Linked DNA regions of Homo sapiens: region 2 is linked to region 1. The links are chromatin loops, found by intact Hi-C in ENCODE. Cell type or tissue: IMR-90. All regions are shown on one strand. Links, peaks and the distances in the headings refer to the core of each region. The heading gives the core; the rest is flanking DNA. Region 1 has its middle 97 kb from the start of SCARB1. Region 2 overlaps NCOR2 (nuclear receptor corepressor 2).

Region 1 (5,365 bases), core at 108-5,107:
CCTCTGATTCAACTCAATTCTGCCGCTGTCTACCTGGAGGCAGTGTCAGACCCCACAGGTCGAGGGTTCAGACCCCAGGGCGGCCCCTTACTCCCGATGCCCCTCTCAAGCCCTGGGATGTGTCACCTGTGCTTCTCACAGACCAGCTGTGAATTGGGGTTCCCACGACCCTGTCTTTGGGTTCAATTAATTTGTTAGAACGGCTCACAGGGCTCAGGGAAGCACTGAGCTTATTTATTATAAAGGATGTTAGAAGGATACAGATGAAGAGATGCTAGGGAGAGGCATGGGGGAGGGGCACGGGGAAAGGGCATGGGGAAGGGGCATGGAGCTGCCATGCTCTCCAGGACACCACCCTCCAGGAGCCTTCCCATGCTCAAAAACTCTGTCCTCTTGAGTTTTTATGGAGGCTTCATTAGGTGGGCGTAATTTTTAAAATTATATCATTTTAAATTTTTAAATGTTTAATTTTTGTAGGTTCATAGTAAGTGTATACAGTTGTGGGGTGCATGAGATGTGTTGACACAGGCATGCAATGTGACGTAATCACATCATGGGAAGGGCGTATCCACCCCTTCAAGCATTTAGCCTTTGTGTTACAAACAATCCAGTTACACTCCTTCAGTTATTTAAAAATATACAATCAAGTTATTCTTGACTATAGTCACCCTGTTGTGGGATCAAATAGTAGGTCTTATTCATTCTTTCTCTATATGTATATGGTTTTTGTATACATGGGCATGATTGATTAAACCACAGGCCATTGGTGATCAGTTTGACCTTCAGCCTCTCTCCCCTCACTGCTGGAGGTTGGGGACTGGGCTGAAAGTCCCAGTCCTGTAGCGCTGACTTGGTTTTTCCTGAGACCAGTCCCCATCCTGAAGCTGCCTAGGGGCTGCTGGCCACCAGTGAGTCATTGGCAAACTAAACACTTTGGAGATTCCAAGGATTTTAAGGCAGAAGACCAAATAAATATTTTACACGATCACAGTGGGAGGGGGTTGGAGGGAGATGGAGGTGGAGAGCTGGGGGGCCTCGCAGTTAGGATTTTAAGTACAGTGGGAAACCACTGGAGATTTTTCCATCAGGGAGGGCTGCGTTTGCTGTTTCTGCTGTGGGAGAGGCTGCGGGGGCAGGCGTGGATGCTGGAGGTCTGGCTGGAGGCAGTGGCCCTCCTCCTGGTGACAGATGGTGGTGGTGGTGGTGGTGGTGGCCTGGGCCAGGGCGGAGCAGTGGATGAAGAAGGGACAGATGCGGGGTGTATTTTTAGGGGCTGGAGCTCATAGAACATGGTGCTAAACTGGATGTGGGAAGGGAGGGGTGAGGACGCGTCCAGTGAGACTCTCAAGTGTCTGAGCCTGACGGCCAGGGGGAGGGAGGGGCTGCTTTTTGTTTGTTAGTTTTCATTTGTTTTTGTTTGCTTGTTTGTTGTTTGTTTTCTTTTTTGAGACAGAGTCTCGCTCTGTCGCCCAGGCTGGAGTGCAGTGGTGCAATCTCTACTTACTGCAACTTCCACCTCCTGGGTTCAAGCGATTCTCCTGTCTCAGCCTCACAAGTAGCTGGGATCACAGGCGCCCGCCATCATGCATGGCTGATTTTTGTATTTTTAGTAGAGACGGGATTTCACCATGTTGGCCAGGCTGGTCTCGAACTCCTGACCTTGTGATCTGCCTGCCTCGGCCTCTCAAAGTGTTGGGATTACAGGCATGAGCCACCGCGCCAGGCCATTTTCATTTGTTTTTGAGACAGGGTCTCTGTCACCCAGGCTTGAGTGCAGTCGTGCGATCATAGCTCACTGCAGCCTCGACCTCCTGGGCTCAAGTAATCCTCCTGCCTCAGCCTCCCGAGTAGCTGGGTCTACAGGCACATGCCAGGACACCTGGCTAATTTTTAAATTATTATTATTATTATTATTATTATTATTATTATTATTTTAGAAAGAGAGTCACACTATGTTGCCCAGGGTGGTCTCGAACTCCTGGCCTCAAGCGATCGGCCCACCTCTGCCTCCCAAAGTGCTGAGATTACAAGTGTGAGCCAGAGGGAGGTGCCACTAACTGAGGAGGGAGGCAGGAAGGTGGGGCTGGGAGCAAGTAGGGCCCCGATCCCCCAGTGCAGACCCGGGCTTAGCTCAGCATGGATTGAATGGCTGTGAACTCCCTGTGGGGGCTGCAGAGGGAGGAGTCAGGACACTGAGGTTGTTGTGTCACCCACACCGGATTCATCCCCTATCCCGGTCCACCCACCCCCAGGGCATCTGGAATGTGAGAGGCCAGAGAGAGAAAGCACCACCAGGAATCCCAACGTAGCAACAGCACAAATAACAGCAGCCCCTTTTGATGCTCAGGGGAGCACATGTTTCATGGAGCTATCCAGTGACCTGTACAGCAGGGAGACTTGAGGGGACCATTTCACAGATGGGAAGACGGAGGCTGAGGGGTGAGGCTATATTTGCAAGGTGGATCTTTTTTGTGTGTGTGAGCAATTGGTCGCGCTGTCTCCCTCTTTAGACTTTACGCTGCTGAAGGCAGGCACCGAGTTCTGTGGGGTTCGTGGTCCATGGGCATGCATGCAAATCAGTCTTTGCTGAGTTAATGAATAAATGATCTGGGGTGTAGCGAGGCTGGGGATGTGGTTGCGGGAGGGGAGTTCTGCAGACCTGCCCAGGGCCTGCCAGAGGCTGCACGTGCGGATTGTGGCCGCCAGGGGGCGCTGTGGGTCCAGCCTTCAGGGCGGCCCCAGATTCAGGGAGGCCCCAGCAGCCCGGGTCTCTCTGGCGGTCCCAGGGGCTGGGAAACGTCTGTTGTTTGAGGCTCTGGACATAGCAAAGATAAAAAATGAAAAACTGATGAACTAAGGCTGCAAGAACTATGTTCTCTTGTATGTTTACATGTAAAAATTTAACAGCTTCCATACATGAAATAGTCATGCAATATATTTTTGTGAAGTTACAAGGCTTGCAAAATTCTTAATGAACCATGTCCAGAGAGGGCAGGATTTAGAAAGGGGAAATTATCACAGTTCTTTTAATCTTGGTGGTGTGGGGCTCTAGGACAGTACATTCAAGATCTTCTCCAAAATCTGATTTGTGGTGTTTTTGTGAACTCAGAGTCCAGGCCAAATGGCTGGCTGTGGTCTCCCAGGGATGGGCAATCCTGATCCAAACCTCAGATGCCCAGAAGATATAAAATCTCAACACTGGGCCAGGCGCGGTGGCTCACACCCCTAATCCCGGCACTTTGGGAGGCCGGGGTGGGCAGATCACCTGAGGCCAGGGGTTCAAGACCAGCCTGGCCAACATGGTGAAACCTTGTCTCTACTAAAAATACAAAAATTAGCTGGGCATGGTGGTGAGCACCTGTAATCCCAGATACTGGGTAGGCTGAGGCAGGAGAATCACTGGAACCCGGGAGGTGGAGGTTGCAGTGAGCTGAGATTGTGCCACTGCACTCCAGCCTGTGCGACAGAGTGAGACTCTGTCTCAAAAAAAAGAAAAGAAAAGAAAAAAAAAGAAAATCTCAATGCCGGCCACTCCCAGCCCAGTCAGGCAAGCTCAGCTCTGGCATCCTGGCTTGCTCTCCTGGAACAGACTGTTGCTAGCATTCATTGAATCTTTCTGAGTGCCGTGCACTATTTTAAACCCTTGGCATATGCTCACTTAGTTTTCATCATAACCCAGGCGAGTGCTGTTATCATCATCATCTTCATTTTACAGATGAGGAAACTGAGGCACAGAGAGGCGAGGTCATTGTCCAAGGTCTTATGGCTGGAAAGGATCGGAGTCTGGATATGAATATTGGCCACTGGTTGGGGGGCATACATGCTTATCAGCTACTCTGCATACCTCCTCATTGACTGGGAACCAGAGCTTGCTGTGGGTGCTGGCTGAGGCATCCCACTTTATCTTATCCCTTATCCCAAGTGAAACTCAACTTGGGAACCCAGCTTCAAGAAACATAATTTCCAGGCAAAGGCAATGAATGCACACAGGTCCTGGCTCTAGAGCTTCTGAGGAGCCTGGGAGAGGAAAGGAGGTTGCAAGGCTCATTTCCCCCAAATCCAGTCCCAGCTCCATCTAGAAAGAGGCCCCCCGCATACCAAGCATGTGTCCAATCACTCCAGAAAAGCCCCTGGCAGGGGAGCATCCAGGCTCATTCCAGAGAGGTCAAGAATGGGAGGGGAAGAAGAGGAGTAAGAATAAACATGTCTAAAAATAGTGCTTGGATCTCCGAAACCCACAACAAAACAGGAAAGAGAGGGCAGGAGAACTGGGAGGGAGAAGCCTGGAGGTTTGGCTGAGGGAAGAATAAGGTGCACTGCCCTGGTGGGGGCTGTTTCTCTGACTTTCCTCTCTGAAGTCTTGGGAGCTAGGCTGGATGGAGGGTCTGAGCATAAAGGCCAAATATCTCTGGAGTCATGAGTGTTTCCAGATTTCACAACACGTTTGCCATGAAGCCTTAGCCCTAGCAAACTTCATAGCATTTAGAAGTCCTCGACTGAGGCAGAGGGAGGCTTTTAAGAGGGAGCTTTTTTTTTTCTTCCCCCTTTCAGGAACAGATGTTTGAGCAACATTGGCCATGATGCACATGTTTCTGCAAACCAGATCTCACTTACCTCCTCAGCTTCCATTGCAAAATGGGACTTCCACTCCCCTGGGAAAACATCTCTGCAGATGGACTGGAACAACTTGGCATGGAAGGTATTAAGCCTGAGGCTTGTGGTTGGGCCTGCAGTGGTTTCTCAGAACTGTGCAACACCCTTCTGGTCTCTGGGATTTTCCCTCTGCTTCTATGACCAGCCTCATCTGTTCTTTTCTGGGCCACAGGAATTTCTTCCATTTCAGGGAACAGGGACTCTGAGATTAAACACTGGCATCTCTGGTCATGCACTGTGGTGTGCTTGGCCCTGTGGTCTCTCTGTCTGTGGCAGTAACAGCTGTTTGAGGGAAGGACATAGTTTCCTTCATGATGTCAGCCTTGGAGATTAGGCAGATGGCAGGGTTTGGAAGCTAGAGCTGTGTGCTGAAGAAGATTGGATTCACTGTGTCCCTCAGGCAAGTCACTTTGACCCCTCTGTGCCTGTGTCCACTTCTGTCCAACAGGAATTCTAATTCCTGCCCCATCAATTTCAGATTCTCATGAGGATCATTAAGAAAAACATTTTATGCACTTTCAGTTGAAAATAGTTTGGGAAGATTTTCAAATGTGTCATAAAGCACTCTTGGAACAAACCCTAACATCCACGACCCAGTTTAGCTAAGTATTTACAAGGTCTAGTGGAGCTGAGCTGTAATACCACACATCACCAGCAGGTGCCACTGTCAAACACATCATGAGCGTTCTTGCACATGGGAGTAGTGTGGTTA
Region 2 (5,365 bases), core at 322-5,321, 270 kb after region 1:
CTGCCGGAGCTGGAGAGGAATGCAGGGGTGGGAGGCCCCATGGAAGCTTCCAGGGCCTCCCGGAAAGGCGCCTCTGCCCGGCCAGGTGGGAAGAGGACACAGGTGTGGTGGTTTCTGGCATCACTGCGTTGCTGGCATGCACCTCCGCTGGGCAGAGTCATTCAGTGTGCACCTACTGTGTGCCAGGCACCAGAAGGGGCTCTGGGTCCAGCAGGAGGCAAGGCGGACAGCCAGTCAGAGCTCACGGCCTGAGCTTTCCGCTGTGGATTTGGAAACCTTACCAAAGCCCGCAGTGGCCGGGAACAGGGAATGTGGCCCACTTGGCTTCTGCTGCTGCCTGGCAGAGTGCAGTGGGGGCGGGGGGCACTTGTGTGTTTGCTACCTCCTGGCAGGCATGGCCCAGGGACAGACCCCTGCAGCCGTGCATGGGGAGCCCCTCCACCTGCCTGCGTGGGATCTGCAGCCCTCCTCCAGCTGGTTCAGGGGCCAGCAGGGGCCCTGGGGCTGTGGTTGGTGGCTTGGATGTGCAGAGGCCTGCTTGGGCCCTTGGTGTCCCCGTTGGGTATCCCGGCCACCTGAGATCTACAAGTCCCTTGACCTCACCCAGGCACCGTCTTGTTCTCCTCGGAGGCCTGACCCTCCTGACTCTGCATGGCTGAGCACCTGCTGTTCCCCAGGCACCTCTCGGTATGCCACAGGCACAGGGTCCTCGCAGCGGGCCTGTGCAGCGGGACTCCTGCAGCGAGCTGTTTCCTCGGCCTGCAGAGTCAGCCTCCCTCCTGACTTTCATCCACCTGCCCATTTCCCCTTCTCTGTCGCTGTTGCCCTGATCCCCCAGTGTCCCCTCTCTTGGACATTTGCAGGAGCCTCCCCAGGTCTCCCTGATCCACTCTTGCTGTCCCCAGTGCCTGCTCGTAAAACACTGACCCTTTACTCTCCCCCGCAACCACCTTCTGTGGCTCCCCACTGCCCTGAGAACAAAATCCATCCTTACCCGGGCCCATGGGGCCCTGAATGACTCTGTCCCCACTTCCCCCCATATTCACTCAATGAATTTCTCAAACATAAACGGCACCTGTGCTCACCCCCAGGCCCTCGCTCACCCCTGGGCCTGTGCTCACCGCCTGGCGGGGGCTCACCCCCAAGCCTGCGCTCACCCCCCACCAGCTGGCGCTCACCTCCCTGCTCTTGCTCAGCGGCGCCTCCAGCTGGAGCACTCTCCATCCCCTCGCCTTCACCCTCTGGAAGTTCTTCTTCCTCGTATCTCCTGGCTCTCCCCAGGGCTGGGCAGAGCCCCTGGCCTGAGACCCTCCAGGGCCTGGACCCCGCTGGGTTCACAAGAAGTCCCCAGCACTAGCCCGGGGCTCAGCAGGGACCACAGTGTGTATGTAAATAAATGAATGCCGCCCACCCTTTCTGACCCCACCGCAGCCAGACGCAGCGGCGACATGGGGCGTTTGTGTCTGAATTCCCCCTCCAGCCCGGATCCATCCTCAGAACCTCCTTTGGCCAGGACCAGATCCTGGAGACCCTGGAGGGGCTCCCTCGTCCTCTCCTGCCCCCATCTTTGAGGAAATGATGTCATCATTTTTTTTGGCATTCACTTCCAAACCTGCTGATGAAAAGTCAAAGCTTATTTTTTTCCCTATTCGCAGTGCTGCACACCCGCCTCCTCTATCAAGTTTCAAAACCTTTGCATCACTGCCCTGTAAAACCCTGTAACCATTAGCAGGCCTCATTCCTGCCTCACCCTGCCCTCCTGGTAGCCACCAGTCTCCTTTCTGCCTCGTGGATGTGCCTGTTCTGGACATTTCATATCCGTGGAGTCAGGCAGTTCGTGGCCTTTTGTGTCTGGCCTCTTTGGTTCAGCATGACATTTTCTGGTTATGTGTGGTGTAGGACACAGCCGTCCTTCGTTCCTCTTTATGGCTGAGTAATACTCCATCGTAGGGATGGACTGGAATTTTTGCTGGGTCTGCCTTTTGGCTGCTGTAAATTCTGTTGCCATGAACATGCATACCGTGTTTTGTTTGAGTCCCTGTTTCCAGTTCTTTTGGGTGGATGCCTGGGAATGGAATTGGTGGGTCATATGGTTATTCTATGTTTAAATTTTTGAGGAACCGCCAAACCGTTTCCCTAACATTTGTTTTTTTTCGAGTTGGCAGGAAACGTGGCTCAGGTCGGGAGGGGTTGGAAACTGGGTTTCCTAAGCTCGTGGTGAGTGAGGGTGGCACGAGGTTACTGGAGTTGTTCCCTGTTCAGGCCCCACCGGCATGTGAGGCGCTGGGTGGGGGGCTGGTGGGGGAACCCCTTGGTAGGTGAGGGGCCGAGGTTCCAGCCCCATGCTCCGGGGTGGGCACTGTGTAAATCCCAGGCAGTGGAAAGCCAGCCAGCCAGCTGCGGGGCACTTTAGGACGGTGTCACCCTCCCTGGTCTCTGGTGCCCGTGTGCACCATGGTAAGCGTGTGCCAGGGGCCTGTCACCCCCAGGCAGCATCTCACTGGGCAAAGGAGGAAAGAAAAGCTGTGGGTAAATGAGACCTCTCGGCCACCTTGTGCAACTCAAAATCCAATAGCAATTTGGAAGTTGCCCGTGGTGCCCTTGAAAGAGGGGCAGACCTCGGGAACAGCACCCTGCAGAAGTGACGGCCTTATCTCCTCCGAGAGACCGGGAACTGTTTAGCACCTAGAGAGAAGGGAATAGAATTTGCTTTGCTGCATGAGATGACCAGGGTCTGCAGACTTTGAGCCGAGCTCTAGCAGGAAGAATTTTAGAACAGGGCTGGGTCCTGGTGGCCACAGCTGTTCTCTCTCCCAGGGCCAGACTCTTGTTTCTGGCTGCAGAACGGATGTCTCATTGCTCTTGGGGCCGGGCAGGGCTAGCTGTGCCTTGCCTCCCCATCATAGCGTCACTGGTGACTGGGCTGCAGCTGCATCATTGACAGTCCTGGTGACAGCAGTATTAGGCATTCTGGTTTGCTGAGCATTTACTGTGTGCTGGGAGCTGCTGAGTGCCTGCTGTCCGCCACCCGGCCTTTCCTGGGGTCCTTGCAGGAGGACTTAGGCAGTCGGAATATGCACAGACGTCTTCATGTGTGTGGGAGTGCGTTTGTGATTCCGATGCCTTCCTATTTATTCCACATAGTACTGGGTTTCTGTATACCTATGCTGATAATAAGCTTCTCTTGTATGTAAAGTTATGCCTAACTGAATGAAAGTGACAGGCCCGGGGCTAGACGGCTGTCGCCTGGGTAATCTCTATAAAAAAGTCCCTACGCGGGGGTGGCACATGAATGTCTGATGTTTAGGGAACACTGTGTGTTTGGAGGTTCAGAGAGGGCAAGTGACTTGCCCAAGGCCACGCAGCTTAGCGATGGTGGAGCGGGACGTGTTCCCATGTTCACGGGAATTGCGCCATACATCCTGTCTCGGGGCTGGGAAAGCCCACGCAGGCAGGACCGAGGTGGTGGTAGATGTGTCAGTCTTGGCTCCGGAATTCCTTGGCTTTTCTGTGTTTGAAGGATGGACAGCAGCCAGTTGAAGGGGTGGCCTCCTCTGTGACTCCTTCTTTCCCTGTGTGAGCCCGAATTCTTGGTGGCATGTGACAGAAACCCAGCTTGGGCTGCCAAAGACAAAACGTGCAGAAGGAGTGCCCTGGCTCCCCTAATGAAGTGAGCAGGCTTCGACCTGCCTCCAGCCACCATCGGACACAACCTGCTCTTACCGCCCTTTCGCCCTGCCTTCCTGCCGGTGGGCGTGGGTCTCAGGCAGGCTCCTGCTGCATGGTGGCCCCCAGAGCTCCAGGCTTTCATTCCCAGCTTAGATCCCCAGCAGAGAGCACCTTTCTCCTGGTTCCAGCAGCAAAAGTCTCAAGGCAGATTCTCATTGACTCCTATTGGGTCACAGGCTCATCCTTGAGACAGTCACTGGCCCAGAAGCATGCAGGACTCTGATTGGCCAGGACCGGGTCACATGACCATCCCTGGCACCTGGGGAGGGAGGGAGGGTCAAGTCTACACTAATGAGAGATGAGGTGGGGCCTGGGAGGCAGTCAGGGCCCCCAACCTTAACCTTCCTCCCAATGCCCCTCCACATTAGGCCTCCAAGGGCTTTCCTGCTTGGAGAAGGACGGTTACCCTCTTCAGGTTGGGGGAGGGGGTGTTCTGATGAAATTGCAGGGCTGGGTATGCTCTGTTTCCCCTCCTGACCCCTGACCTCGTGTGGTGCAGCCTCAGTCCTCCGCCACTGGAGGCCCACATCCAGGCGCTGGGTCCCGGTGCCAGGGTGCATTTCCCTCAGCTCTGGGGGGTGTGTGCAATTGTGGGGGTGCTGGAGAGGGCTTTGCATGAGGCAGGACCTGATGGACACACCTTTTCTGAGGGACTGGTTCAGGGAGAGTGTGGAGGGGGCCTTGGTCTGGGATGGGACCCTGTTGTAAGCCCAGCAGGTGGCGTGGAGCTGTGGCTGGCGGAGGAAGGGGAGAAGCCTTGTTGGGGGTGGGGGGTGCTTAGGGGTTTCCTGGCAAAGGCAGCTTCGGAGTAGGGGTCCCCGTGGCTCCCTTGCTGGGCCGTGTCTTCTCTGTGGGGCTGTTTTTCCATCTGTAAAGCTGCTAGCCCGCTTCGTGTTATTCCTCTGGCGTGGCCACGAGTAGATCCTCTCCCGTGGAAGGCTCCAGTATCTGCCCCAGGAGCCGTTTGGGGTACCTATCCCTAGGCTGCAGGGCCCGACTGGCTGTCATTCTGCCCTTGGCTCTTCCTGGTGTAGCCCTCCATGTCCTAATCCCACCTCCTAGTTTGCATCTGGCTAACCTCATATCAGTCCTGTCCCATGTCATGGTGTCAGCCTCCTGCACAGGGTCATAGCCTTGCCCAGGTCATGCTGTGGCCTGTGGCCCGTGGCCCGCCTGAGCTGGCCCTGGTCCCTGCTGCCCGGGACAGCGGTGTGTGATGTCCCTGCTGCCGGCCGCCCCTCCTGGGACAGGTGCTTTCTGGGAATTCTGCCCTGTGACTTAGAAACCCGGGGGCCATGGAGTGAAGTTGGATGGGCTTAGGGGGGCTGGGAGCCATCTGGGTGGTGGTGAGGGCAGCGCAGAGTCCCTGTGCCTGCCGGGTGAAGGCCTGGGTGGGGAGGAGGCCTCTGGTCCCTTGCGTGGCTTGCATGGCTCGGAGGGACCTTGAATGCCATGCCTGTCTCCTTGTGCTCCCGGAGAACAGGTGAGTGTGGCAGTGGATGGAGGAGGGTCCAGGCAGGCCCCTGGGTGCTCGCGTGTCCTCACGGGACCACAGGAACGACTCGGGGACCTGTGCACGGAGGAGCCAGCTGCCCCGTGGCTGATCTTGTTTTTCTTTTCTTGTTTTCCCGCAGGT

Evidence for each region. Peaks named below come from ENCODE experiments on the same cell type or tissue, not always from the same donor. Only the 100,000 strongest peaks of a DNase experiment are listed, where the experiment ranks them.
Region 2: it touches region 1 in a loop (5-fold over the local background); 11 of 110 quality-filtered maps call a loop at or near these places.

The regions. Positions count from the first base shown.
Region 1 is chr12:124,764,507-124,769,871 of GRCh38, reverse strand. No RefSeq gene overlaps it. Among named protein-coding and RNA genes, the nearest start is that of SCARB1, 97 kb to the left of the region's middle. In IMR-90, for the core only: a CTCF peak has its summit at 2,706 (motif pointing right); DNase peaks (open chromatin) are centred at 561, 901 and 4,781; H3K27ac peaks cover 3,254 bases.
Region 2 is chr12:124,495,367-124,500,731 of GRCh38, reverse strand. NCOR2 (nuclear receptor corepressor 2) reads left to right here. Exons shown (of 49, transcript NM_006312.6): 3 at 5,364-5,365. Among named protein-coding and RNA genes, the nearest start is that of NCOR2, 70 kb to the left of the region's middle. RefSeq lists enhancers at 4,040-4,169, 3,824-4,782, 4,783-5,365. In IMR-90, for the core only: a CTCF peak has its summit at 2,838; DNase peaks (open chromatin) are centred at 1,661, 2,101, 2,911 and 3,451; H3K27ac peaks cover 1,870 bases.